3 separate regions of the Homo sapiens genome follow, and all the other regions are linked to region 2. The links are chromatin contacts, found by Hi-C or POLR2A ChIA-PET in ENCODE. All regions are on one chromosome and are shown on one strand. Each heading gives the region's core, a stretch centred on a gene start or an enhancer-like site at or near the end of the contact. The rest is flanking DNA. Distances are from core to core; before and after follow the strand shown.

The links. A loop is a pair of places that touch in the nucleus more often than their neighbours do. ChIA-PET counts read pairs that join two places held with the same protein, here RNA polymerase II (POLR2A). Pooled maps may share reads with other maps.
Region 1: a loop to region 2 is called in a pooled map, with 6 times the contacts of the local background. The contact joins the enhancer-like site here to the promoter of CALM3 in region 2. A Hi-C loop is called at or near these places in 1 of 50 pooled maps. POLR2A ChIA-PET finds 5 or more read pairs at or near these places in 2 of 52 experiments (GM12878 and MCF 10A).
Region 3: a pooled map shows a loop between it and region 2 (8-fold over the local background). The contact joins the promoter of SELENOW here to the promoter of CALM3 in region 2. A Hi-C loop is called at or near these places in 4 of 50 pooled maps. POLR2A ChIA-PET finds 5 or more read pairs at or near these places in 2 of 52 experiments (T-cell and activated CD4-positive, alpha-beta T cell).

The regions. Positions count from the first base shown.
Region 1 is chr19:45,442,130-45,446,001 of GRCh38, reverse strand. It overlaps a transcript of ERCC1 not described here. Among named protein-coding and RNA genes, the nearest start is that of MIR6088, 7.4 kb to the right of the region's middle. RefSeq lists a silencer at 1,533-1,732. Within about 2 kb of position 2,446, at least 36 of the 41 ENCODE cell types and tissues checked have a DNase peak (open chromatin) inside an H3K27ac peak, as active enhancers do.
Region 2 is chr19:46,599,759-46,603,947 of GRCh38, reverse strand. CALM3 (calmodulin 3) reads right to left here and starts at 2,618. Exons shown (of 6, transcript NM_005184.4): 1 at 2,511-2,618. The coding sequence starts at 2,513. It also overlaps the pseudogene PPP5D1P. RefSeq lists enhancers at 1,056-1,125, 2,854-3,353 and a silencer at 2,584-2,723.
Region 3 is chr19:47,777,138-47,781,177 of GRCh38, reverse strand. SELENOW (selenoprotein W) reads right to left here and starts at 2,475. Exons shown (of 6, transcript NM_003009.4): 1 at 2,364-2,475; 2 at 429-453; 3 at 261-314; 4 at 1-70. The coding sequence starts at 2,392. RefSeq lists an enhancer at 1-110 and silencers at 2,178-2,317, 2,328-2,587.

The sequences.
Region 1 (3,872 bases), core at 1,197-3,696, 1.2 Mb after region 2:
CAGGAGAATCGCTTGAACCCAGGAGGCGGAGGTTGCAGTGAGCCGAGACCACGCCATTGCACTCCAGCTTGGGCAGCAAGAAAGAAACTCTGTCTCAAAATAAATAAATAAATAAATTAATTAACAAATAAGAAACAGTTCACATCCCTCTTTTGCTCAAAACCCTCCCATAGCTCCTGACCCACTCTGTAAAAGACTTCACCTCAGCCCATCGGGCCCTGCGGGATCAGCCCTTAGTCTCTCTGACCTCTTCTGCTCCAGTGCCCTCCCCACGTTCTCTCTGTCCACCCACACTAGCTGCCTCCGTGTTCCTCCAACACACCAGACATGTCTTCACCTTACACCCTTTGCACTTGCTTAGGCCACATATCTGCATGGCTTCTCCCAAACCAACTTCTAGTCTTTGCTCAAACATCACCTTCTCATTTAGGCCTTCCCTGACCATCCCATTTAAAATAGCAACCCCCAACCCCCTGTCTCTGCTTTTCCCAGCACTTACTACTTTCCAAAGTACTATATAATTTGCTTAATTTGCTCATTTGTTCATTTATTGTTGGTCATCCCCCTTCCAATTTCCAAAGAGTAAGCTTCCAGAACAGAGAGCTTTGTCTTGTTCAATACTGCATTCTCACAGTCTTTACCAGTGCCTGGCGTATAGTAGATGCTCAATAAATACCTGTTGATTGGGGCAGGTGCCGTGGCTCACACCTCTAATCCCAGCACTTTGGGTGGCCAAGGTGGGTGGATCACTTGAGGTCAGGAGTTCAGACCAGCCTGGCCAACATGGTGAAACCGTGTCTCTACTAAAAATACAAGAAATAGCTGGGCGTGGAGGCACAGGCTTGTAATCCTAGCTACCTGGGAGGCTGAGGCAGGAGAATTGCTTGAACTCAGGAGGCGGAGGTTGCAGTGAGCCCAGATGGTACCATTGCACTCCAGCCTGGGCCACAGAGCGAAACTCCTCTCAGACAACAATAACAACAACAACAAAAAATCGGTTGAATGAATGAATGATGAGTGTACATGCCAGGAATTGTGCTACAAGCTCTGGGTCTGCGAATTCACTGAATCGTCAGAACAGCCTGATTTGCTAAGCGCTGCGTATTAATGTCCCCATTTTACAAATACAGAAACAGAGTCAGAGAGGGGAAGTCCCTCGAACTGAGTGCAAAGGTCCTGAGGACTAAAGATGGATTATTCTGCCATCAGGGGCGTCCCTGCCGGCCTCGGTGTTGCCCGTGTGTAACTGCATTATTTCTGTGCTTATTTCTGGGCCCCGTCCTTGTTCGATCTGTCGCGTGGTCTTTCCTTATATCTCTGCGCCCCGACAGTTCCCTGTTGCTTCGGCCTCCACGCATGTCTCCGAATTTCTTGCTCCGGGGCCCTGATCTCTGTATCTCCTCTTTGCTGCGCCTCAGTCTCCGGGTTTCTGCGCCCTGAGGCCTCTGGGGGCCAAGGCCGAGGGTTTGGCGCGCAGGCCTGGGTGCTCCGTCCCGGCCCGGTGGCCTCCTGACCGCCCAGCCTCATCTGGCGGCCCTGGGGCGGGGCGGGGCCTGTTGCCTGGAGACCAGTGTTTTGCCGCAGCAAACTGGGTCTCTGGGCCACCGCGGGGGGGCGGCCTGGGAACCCGCGCCGGGCGTGGGAGCGCGCCCGGGAGGGGCGCGGGCCGGCCTTGGGCCTAGGGGCGGGGAGGGGCTCCGGGGTGGGGGGCGAAGCGGCTGGCTGGGGGAGGGGGGGAAATGGGGAACAGGATTTGGGGAGATGAGGTAGGGACATGGGGCAGTTCGAGGAGACAGGAGGGAACTGCGGGAGGCTGGGATTAGGAGGACAAGAGAGTGTATTGGGGTCAGTTGGAGGGAAGCGGGTGAGTCGGGGGCTAGGGAGGGCTGGGAGATATTGAGGAAAGCTTGGGGGAGCCCGGGGAGGGGATTGGGAGGGCCTGGGCAGGATAGTGGGGGTAGTTGAGGGGGTGGGAAGAGGGGCCCGGTATGGATGAGTGAAGGAAGGACCGGGGACACTGGAAGTTTAGGGGATTCGGGAATTACAAGCGATGAGTGTGAGGGCAGAGAGTTTCGGGGGGCGTTGGGAAGGTGTGAAAGGACGGGGTACGGGGTGTAGAGGAGAGAGGTTTGCCGGTTCGGAGAAAGAACCGAACTGCAGGGCCACAGGAGGGTAGAGTTGGGAGGAGATAGGATCCCCAGGGAGAAGGAGGCTAAACCGGGCCGGAAACAAGGGTGAATCAGAAGAGGGGGAGCCCCTGCCACTTCCAGGTTCCTGCGGGAGGGGCCCTCCTTGCCCATTGTCCCCGGCCCGGCCAGGACATCCGGCGACTTCCCTCGGGACGCGACGACGGGTTGTGTAACCCTGCCCGGCCCGCCTGCTCCCGGGGGCGGGGCCTGAGTCTGGACTCCCGGGTTCCTCTCCGCCCCCATCCCAAGGGAGACGCCTGGGTCGGGATCCTGGGGGAGCGGCTCGTGACGTCACAAGTGGGCGGAGTCCACCAACGGCGCGAACCCGTTTTCTTACTCACTGGCGATCTGGGATCTGGGACCCAAGGTGGGGAGGGGTGTTCTTAGCGATCCCCTTGGTTGAAGCAGCCCAATGACCGCGAGGGTAAACTGAGTCCCAGACGGTGCTGACCCTTTTCATTCGATTCATTCATTCAGTAAGATGTATGGAGCGCCGGCTGTGTCCCAGTTACTGCCTTAGGTGATGGGGACACAGCAGTGACTGATCCTTGCAGCCCCTGGGCGGACCCCATCCCAAACTGAGTGTGACTGACTACAGCCATACCTCCTTGGAGCCTGGCCTCCTTCACTAGACAAATCAATAAGATGGACCCTCACATCCAGGCAGCTGGGAGACCCCTCCCTAGTGCAGAGGGCACCACACATCCCTCAGCTCCTGAGTCCCTGGTCTGTGTGTGACTGCATCTCCCCTTCCTCCCCCGATGGCCTGTCACTTCCTCTTATCTTCATCCCCCCCGCGGGGCATGACTAGGGATGCTGGTCTTAAGGCAGTTGGCAAATCACTCAGACGTCATAACTAAGCCGGCTGTGCTATCACCGAGATGTGTCCCTGAGATGTCATTAAGCAGCCTGCTTCTTCTATACATACCTCTGGGGTGCTGTGGGTCTGAGGAGGGGCCACGCCCTGCTGCTGGTGGTTCCTCAGCCTGCCAAACAGAGTTATCTACTTCCATCCAAGCCCTCCATCAGAAGGTTCTGGAAGATGCCTTCCTGGCTACCCTTAGTCTTCTTCCAGGCAGCCTTCCTTGACTCCCCACCCCTGTCACCCTCCCTGGGATTTGTATCCTGGCCTGAACCTTGCCTCTTTGATCTCATCCACTTCCTTGCCTCAACTTTGAAAAGCCTTCAGAACCGGGCCCTCAAAAGGACACATCCTTGCACCTCTCCAAGCCTCAGTTTTCCCATCTCTAAAATGGGCATAGCAATGGGGTCTGGCCTACTCACTGAGTGCTGAATGATTCCAGCCACTTCATTTCTGTGATGGGCTTTGCATAGGCCAGGGACATCGTGAGAGCTCAGTGAATCCTACTGGCCAAGATACATAAAAAATAGTTAATATTGAGAAGTGGGGATCAGAGTGGGAGGGAAATTTACTTTTCCAAGGTATACCCTTTTGTAGTTACCAAAACTTTTTTTCTTTTTCTTTTTTTTTTTTTTGAGACAGGGTCTCTGTTGCCCACGCTGGAGTGTAGTGGTGCCATCTCGGTTCACTGCAACCTCCACCTCCTGGGCTCAACCGATCCTCCCACCCACCTCAGCCTCCTGAGTAGGTGGGACCACAGGTGCATGCCACCACACTTGGCTAATTAAAAAAAATTTTTTTCCCAGAGATGAGATCTCACT
Region 2 (4,189 bases), core at 1,369-3,868:
AGGCTGTGACAGGCTGCAGACTGCCCCGAGCGGCTCTGAAGGCCACCGTTTGCCAGTCTCCACCAAAAGACTGGAAGATGCAGATGAGGCACTGCCATGTTCAGTTCTGTCACAGGGTTGCTGCAAATAGGCGTGGCTCTGCATGGAGGGCCTGTCAGATGCTCTCCCTCCCATGTTGGAGACCCACTTCCCTGCTTGGTCAAGGAAAGGTACAGATCTCAAGCAAGGTTGCCGCCCAGAAAACCGACCGCCTAAGAAGATATCATTGATCCTTGCTCAAGGTTTCTTCCCTTTCTAGACCTGAAGACTAAACTTTCAACAAAAACTGTTTCCAAAATAACTCAGCTGGTCTCCTGCTTCCTTATCCCTCATCTTAGGCTCCAGCAAGGGGCTGGACAAGAAAAAAAACCATGAGGTGGGGGAGGGAAGAGGGTGTGATTTCTCTGCCTTGCCCCAGCCCCCAGCCAATGCCAGAGAGCAGTGTTAGATGAGATCAGAAACCAAGGCCAGGGCCCCTCACCCGGGCCAAGGAGGAGCCACAGAGCTCAGGCCAAAGTCCAAGGCCAGTTACCAGTGACTTGTCCCACCTCTACCTTGCTGATTACAAACAGAAAGAGAAACTAGTTGTGGCCAAAGCTTGGGTCCTATTCTGGAGGTAGGGGGCCTGCTAGTGCTTCAGGGCCCCTTTTAGCCAGGTTCTGCTGGGGGAAAATGGGGTAGCGGCAAGAGGAGCCATCAGGTCTGTGTCAGCAAGTATGAGATCTGATACACAGCAGCGGCTGCCTGTTCTCCCCAGCCTTGCCAGGGAGGATGGCTGCACACGGTTCCCAGGCTCAGCCTGGTGGGGCTGTGGGTGTTGTGGGTGGCAGGGAGTAGGAAAGAACTAGTCTGCTGGTTTTCTCTCAAAGCCCTGTGAATTAACAGACACGCTCAGCGAGGGCCCTGAATGGAACAAGTGGCCCTCAGGCCGATCAAGGGGTCTCCCCAGAGGCACTCTCTGATCAAGCTCTGCAGCCCCCACCCCGAGGGCACGGGAATAGGCATCTGATTGTCACTGACGCCACACTGTACTGCACTGTCATTTGGCACAAGTGACGAGGTGCAGCATGGTGCGTGGGGCTGGGGATCATGAGAAAACCGGCGCTCCTGCTGGGAAAAGGCAGTGCTCTTGGCCTGAAAAGGGCAGCGACAGAGTGAGGCTTCTAGGCTTGAAAAAGCTGGCTCATTCGAGGCACCCCAAACTTTGATCTCCCATCCCCATTTCATGAGGCTTCAGTGCGCAATAGGGGCCCGAACAGCTCCGCCCACCTGCTCCCACTGCCCCGGTGTCTTCCACCCAGCCGCGTTCTTCCTGAGGAAGGAGGACGGTAGAAAAGCTTCCTCCGGGCCCTGCAGCCCACTCCCCATCCACACTGAGCCGTCTTTGTCCTGGCCTGTCCCTGGAGACTGGCAGGGTGCTACCCACATCCACCCCCAAACCTAGGCCCCCCTGACTGCCATTCATTTTCTCCTTCCACCTCACCTCCCAACCACCCAAGCCCAAGTCCTCCCCCACCCCTCACCTTGGAAATCCATCTTCTCTTGGACCCAAACACAACACTCCCACCCCGTTAAAAAAATTCTGTCTTTCTAGAGCAACAGTCTTAACCCACTAGTAACCTCGGAACCTTTTCTAGCTACTTCCAAATTAACCCCAAGGGTCCCTGTCCCCCGACTACTGGCGAGCCCCACTCTCACCATCCCTTTTCACCACCTCCACGACCCTGATCCTTCTCCGTCCCGGAAGCCTTCAAGAGTATCTTCTAATCTCCGCTGCCACCCACCCCAGGCTCTTCCTCCCATAAGCTTGCACCTCACCCTCCTCCTCCTCTGCAGTGCTGGGCTCTGGAGACCACCCTCCCCCACCCTCCCCCACCCTCGGGAGTCTCATCTGTAGAAGTGACCGCCCATCCTTGACCCTCTCCTCTGCTCCACAGGAGCCCAGGGGTCGCCCCTCCCCGCCCGGGCCCAGCTACCCTCCACCACCCCATCCAGGAGCAGCCCAGCCTCCCTTCGTCCCCCGTTCCCCGCATCCTCTCAGGACCAAACGCCTTCATCAGGGCCCGAATAGCTCCCCTCCCCAGCCCATCTTTCTTATTTCGTCCCCTGGGGTCCAAACACCTCCATCCTGAAACCCAACGCCCCATCCTGGGTCCAAAATCCTTTTGAGGGGTCCCACTGAGGGTCCCGATCCTCCATCCGGGGTTCAAATGTCCCCTTTAGGGGCTCAGATACCCATTTGTGGACTTAAACATCCCATTTGGTGCTAAAGTCGCTTCTGGAAACCTCTGGTGATCCAGACGTCCCGCTCTGGGTTCAACAGCCCCCGACAACGCGGGTAGAAAAGGGTCCCGAGGCTCTCGCCGGGCCCGGACGCCCCCCACTCTGGGCTCTGTCGCCCCCTCAGGGGTCCTGCCCCGTTAAGCCCGCCTCAGAGCCCGCAGCCTCGGCGACCCCCCAGCCTCACTCACCATGGCGAGGCCCGGGGTGTCCGGAGCACGGGGATCAAGGTTCCTCCGGCGGCGGCAGCAGCTGCAGCAGTTCCAGCTCCGCCGCGCGTCCGCGCCTCCACACTCACTGCCCGCAGCGCGCGCCGCCGCCGCCGCCGCCTCCCGCCCCAACGGTCCCTCAACGGCCGCCGCGCGCGCCCCGCCTCGCTCGGCCCCGCCCCACCCGGCCCGCGCGCCGCCGCACTGCGGCTCCCACGGATCCCTCCGCGCCCCGCTCCACACCTACGGGCCCGCGAATCTCTCGTCCCCACCCTGCACAGGAATTGGGTTTGCCGCCGGGCGCGCGCGCGCTCGCTCCCGTCGCCGGACTACTTTCCCTCGCCGCGCGCCCCGCCTCCCGGGCCCACTTCACTTTCTTCGGCGGAGGGGCACAGCTCGGCGGTGCGTGACGCGTCCCTCTGTGAGCCGCGTCACTATTGGGCCTGGCCCATGGCGGAAATGAGAGCTTGGCGCCCATTGGTCCGACCTTCCCTGCAATGCGTCAAACTGGGGCGAGCCACTGCAAGGTGGTGGTGGGTAAGTCTGAACTCTGTGGCCGCGTGGGGCTTTGAGGAGTAACGAGGCGAAGGGGGAAACGGCGTCGCCGTTAGAGAAGCAAATACGTCGTTTCTGTGGCCAGGAGGTGGTAAAAAGGCTGGCGACAAATGCAGAAGGGCTTTCTCGGCTCTCCCCTTTAACCGACGGACGATGGTTCAATCCAAAATGCTAGGGTTTAGAAGCTCCGCCCCTAACTGGGCCTTTGGAGGTGGCGGGGTCTCCAAGGTGCCACCTAACGCTCAGAGGTTCCGCCCTCCGTGGTCTTGTCTCTGCGTCCTAAGACGCACTCAGCCGGTGGGCGGGACCCCTGGGCCCGCTTCATTCTTGATCCGCTCAGGGTCTGTGAAATTAGGACCATCCCAGGACAGCCTGTGGGAACGGGGTATTCATTCAGTCATTCGTGCTATAAGCATCAATTAGGCGCCTGCTGTATGCAGGGACCTGAGCTTGGCTGGGCTGGGGAGACCATACTCCCCAACCAGCCTCTCCAGACAGACGACCTCTTTCCTTATTCCAGTGTTCCAGCCATAGGAGGAAAAAGAACTGAAACTTTGTTTATAGGAGCTCAGAAAATGATCACCCCTGCCCCCTCCCCCGTTTAGGATAGGAGCTGACAGTCTCCTGCGTGTCCCCTCCCCACCATGTTGATGGTTAAGAGATGGGCAAACGAGTCAGGCTGGACCAATCATTATGCTCCACCTGGAACAGAATGGAGACTGAACCAATGAGAGTCCTTCCCTGGGGTTTGGATCTGCAGCCTGGGCACAAGAAGCCTTTTCCTTTTGGGTGGGTCCTTCCCATAGATTCTGACTATGGTCATTTTCCCACTCTGCCCCCTATCTTGAGGAACAAAGTGTCTAGAGAAGAAGAGAAAAATAAAACTGACACAGTGGAGAGGTAAAGAAGATGGCCGGGCGCGGTGGCTCATGCCTTTAATCCTAACACTTGTTACTCAGTCTCAAATCTCATGTTAAAATGTGATCACCAATGTTGGAGGTGGGGCCTGGTGGGAGGTGTTTGGGTCATAGGGGTGGATCCCTCATGAATGACTTGGTGCTGTCCTCACGGTAACAAGTGAGTTCTTATTCTGTTAGTTCACACAA
Region 3 (4,040 bases), core at 1,226-3,725, 1.2 Mb before region 2:
TAGAGTGAATCAACTTCCCGGCTACCATCACTTCAAAGAACCCGGTGGCCTGGGGAGTTCCCTCGCCGCACTGAGGAAAGGGGGTAGGGGAGATGTTGGAGGGGCTAAGATGTCCTCTTGGGGAGACCCTCCCCTTCCCAGGGGGATGAGAACATGGGTGAAGGGCGTAGGGCTGACCTAACCCCCCTGCAGTGCCATCCAGGCCTAACGGACCGACACAGTGGCTGTGCTCAAGTCTTTCTCCCCATCCCAAGACTCACGATGTCCAGGCGGCCGGGGAACTCATCTTCTAACTTCTTCTTGAGCTGAAGATACTGAAAACGCGGTGAGAGGTCACAGCAGGGGTCATACCAGTCAGCCCCCTCCCAATATGCACTCTACCCCTCCCCAGCTCCCAGGAATGCCCCCCGGGCATCCACTCTGCTTACCTTGGACTTGTAGCCTCAAGCGCCACTGGTAGGAGAGTCCAAGACATTGGGGCCCAGGGGAGAGAGGGAGAAGTGGGGGATCGGGGAGAGGAGGGTAGACACAGGCGGTGTGGGGAGAGAGCAAGATGGGGCCAGGAAGAAATAAAGAGGAACACAGATGACCAAGCAGAAGAGGTGACAGATGCCCTCAAGAGAGAAGACAGGCACCAGCCAGGCAGAGTTTTGGGACACAGCACAGGGGGTGGCGCGGGGACACACAGAGACACACAGAAAACCAACACCAAGCAAGAGACAGAGAAGGGGGAGGGGAAAAAGGGGAGAGAGGAGACAAGGAGACCACAAATACGAGAGACGGGGACGGGGGAAAACCAGGAGAACTGGATTAGGAGAAGAACAGCACACGTAAGGTCCCCACCCACTCCCTGTGCCCACCACCCTCACCCACAGCCCTCGCAGCACTCCAAGGAAAACCCTGCGGCTCCTGGATTCTTACACCACGCCCAGCTAATTTTTGTATTTTCACCATGTTGGCCAGGCTGGTCTCGAACTCCTAACCTCAGGGGATCGGCCCGCCCCAGCCTCCCAAAGTGCTGAGATTACAGGCAGGAGCCACCGCACCCGGCCCCGCAGCTCCTAGATTCTGAACACCTTCCCAGTCCCCAGGGTGAAATACAGGCTCACCCAACCCCCACAGCAGGCTATTTCGGGACTGGAATCTGGTGTACAGGCCTGGTAGGCGTCTCAAAATGTCACTCTTGCCTCTGCTTTGTCGAGCAGGCAGAGACGTTGGAAAGCTGCCGACAAACCCAGGTTCCAGTTACCCCTGTCACCTGCAGTCCAGACTTGAAGCTACTGACCTGCCCCCACCCCAGTCCCAGCCTCAGTTTTCTCACCTGTAACATAGAACTAAAATTCCTCTCTTTAATTTACTTTTTTTTTTTGAGACAGAGTCTCGCTCTGCTGTCCAGGATGGAGTGCAGTGGCACGATTTCAGCTCACTGCAACTTCCGCCTTCCGGGCTCCAGTGATCCTCCTGCCTCAGCCTCCCAAGCAGCTGCGACTACAGGAGTGCGCCACCATGCCCGGCTAACTTTTTAAGTTTCTGTAGAGACGAGGGGGGGGTCTCCCTGGGTTGCCCAGGCTGGTCTCGAACTCTTGGGCTCAAGCGATCCACCCGCCTCAGCCTCCCAGTGTTTGGATTACAGGCGTGATCAACGGCACCTGGCCTAAAATTCCCCTCTCTTAAGGGATTCCTGGGAGGATAAATTCATTGAACACGTATTTATTAAATACCTACAGCATGCCACACAGTATTAGGTGCTGGGGAGTGGAGAGAACGTAATTTATATCCTATCCTATTATACCCTTCCTGAGACTTGCAGAAATTAAGCGTGTTCGGTATTGACACAGAGCCTCCCTCTTGCCACAGACGGAAAACTGAGGCCAGAAAAGGAGTGGGGTTCGTGGCCAAGGGAACCCACTGGGCAGAGGCCAACAATTCAAGTGCTTCTGAAACACAGGCTGAGACATTCTCGAACCTTCTGGGCTCTCACTGTCCCCACCCCGCGACTGTTCGGGATATTGGGGGAGGGGAAGCCTTAGGGTGGAGGAGCCTTAGGTCCCTTTACAAAGCTGACCCCCAGCCCCTTCCCCAGCGGAGCCCCGGAGTCGGGGGTTCGAAATTGACACACACTCGTCTCAGCCCCACCTTTTATAACCCGAGATGCCCAGCGTGTCACAAGTCGAAGACGGGGCCTAGGGACGACCGCCCTCTGTTTTTCGCCCCTCCGTACGCCCACCCCACCCACATACAGGGGCTCCCTTTTCCCATACAAGGGCTCCCATGGGTCCTCTCCCCGGGGCTCCCTGACCCCGGCTCCGAGAATCGGGTCCCGGCGGGGGTCGGGGACGGGGGCCGCTGGCCGCTGGGCTTACCAATAAACGACTCGGACGGCGAGAGCCATGGCTCGGGGCTGCCACATCCGCTGAGGAGCGGACGCCCGGGCCACACTAACCTCCCACCTGGACGCGCTAGGTCTGCGCGAGTGCGGCGGGAACCTGCGCAGAAAGGATGGAGCCTCGGCTTCCCCTGGCGCCAACCAATGCCAGGGAGGGGCGGTGGGCGGTGGGCGGAGAGGCGCCAAGGCGGAGGATAAGGAACCCGCGACCCGCCAGCCCGAGGCCCCCACACAAGTCTCCTTCCCATCCTCCTGTTGGGCTGGAGAGAGTCTCGATACAGGCAGTCCCCGGGGGAAGCCCTCCGCGCGTCCCCTCCCAGGTCCCCCCGGCCAGAATGGTACGGCCCACGGGGGCGGTGATTTACGGCTGGCCGCTCCCAGCTGGACCCGGAATCAGCCTCAAGGGTGGTCTTTTCACTGCGTGGGCTTGGGGACGGCGCGGTGGGGACAGAAGCAGGGCGCGATTCTTGAGTCCCTCACCTCCCCTGGAGAGGGCGAGGGGGCGAGAGGGGAAGGATTCGGGGTAGACCAGGTGAGGGAGGAGACAGGGAGTTGAGGGGGAGGTTTTCAGGGAGCGGTCCAGGGCCCACAGTTGCCTTATAAAGACCTGCAGCCGCAGGGCGCGGTGGCTCACGCCTGTAACCCCAGCGCTTTGGGAGGCAGAGGCAGGAATTCAAGACCAGCCTGGGCAACATAGCCAGACTGCGTCTCTACAGAATAATAATAATAATACATTAGTGGCTGGGTGCGTTGGCTCACGCCTGTAATCCCAACACTTTGGAAGGCCGAGGCGGGCGGATCACTTGAGGTCAGGAGTTCAAGACCAGCCTGGCCAACATGGAGGAACCCCGTCTCTATTAAAAATACAAAAATTAGATGGGCGTGGTGGCGCGTGCCTGTAGTCCCAGCTACTCGGAAGGCTGAGGCAGGAGAATTACTTGAACCTGGGAGGCGGAGGTTGCAGTGAGCCAAGATCAGGCCAATGCACTCCAGCCTGGGTGACAGAGCGAGGCTCCACCTCAAATAAATAAATAGATAATAAATCAGCCGGGCGTGGTGGTGTGTGCCTACAGTCCCAGGCTACTTGAGAGGCTTAGGCAGGAGGCTCGCTTGAGCGCAGGAGTTTGGAAGCTGCTGTGAGCCGTGATTGCACCACTGCACTCCAGCTTAGGCCACCAAGCAAGACCCTCTCTAAAAAAACAAAAGGCCTGCTGCGGCTGGGCACGGTGGCACATACCTGTAATCCCAATGCTTTGGGAGGCCGAGGCAGGAGGACTGCTTGAGCCCAAGAGTCTGAGACCAGCTGGGGCAACATAGCAAGACCCCATCTCTACAAAAACTTTTAAAATTAGTCCGTGTGGTGGCATGTACCTGTACTCCCAGTTACTGGGGAGGCTGAGGTGGAAGGATCACTTTAGCCCAGGAGTTTGGGGCTGCAGTGAGCCGTGATTGTGCCACTGCCACCCCAGCCTGGACAACAGAGTAAGACACTGTCTCGAAAAAAGAAAGAAAGGAAAAGGCCTGGCCAGGCACAGTGGGTCACACCTGAAATCCCAGCACTTTGGGAGGCCAGGGTGGGTGGATCACCTGAAGTCAGGAGTTCGAGACCAGCCTGGACAACATGGCAAAACCCCGTCGCTACTAAAAATATGAA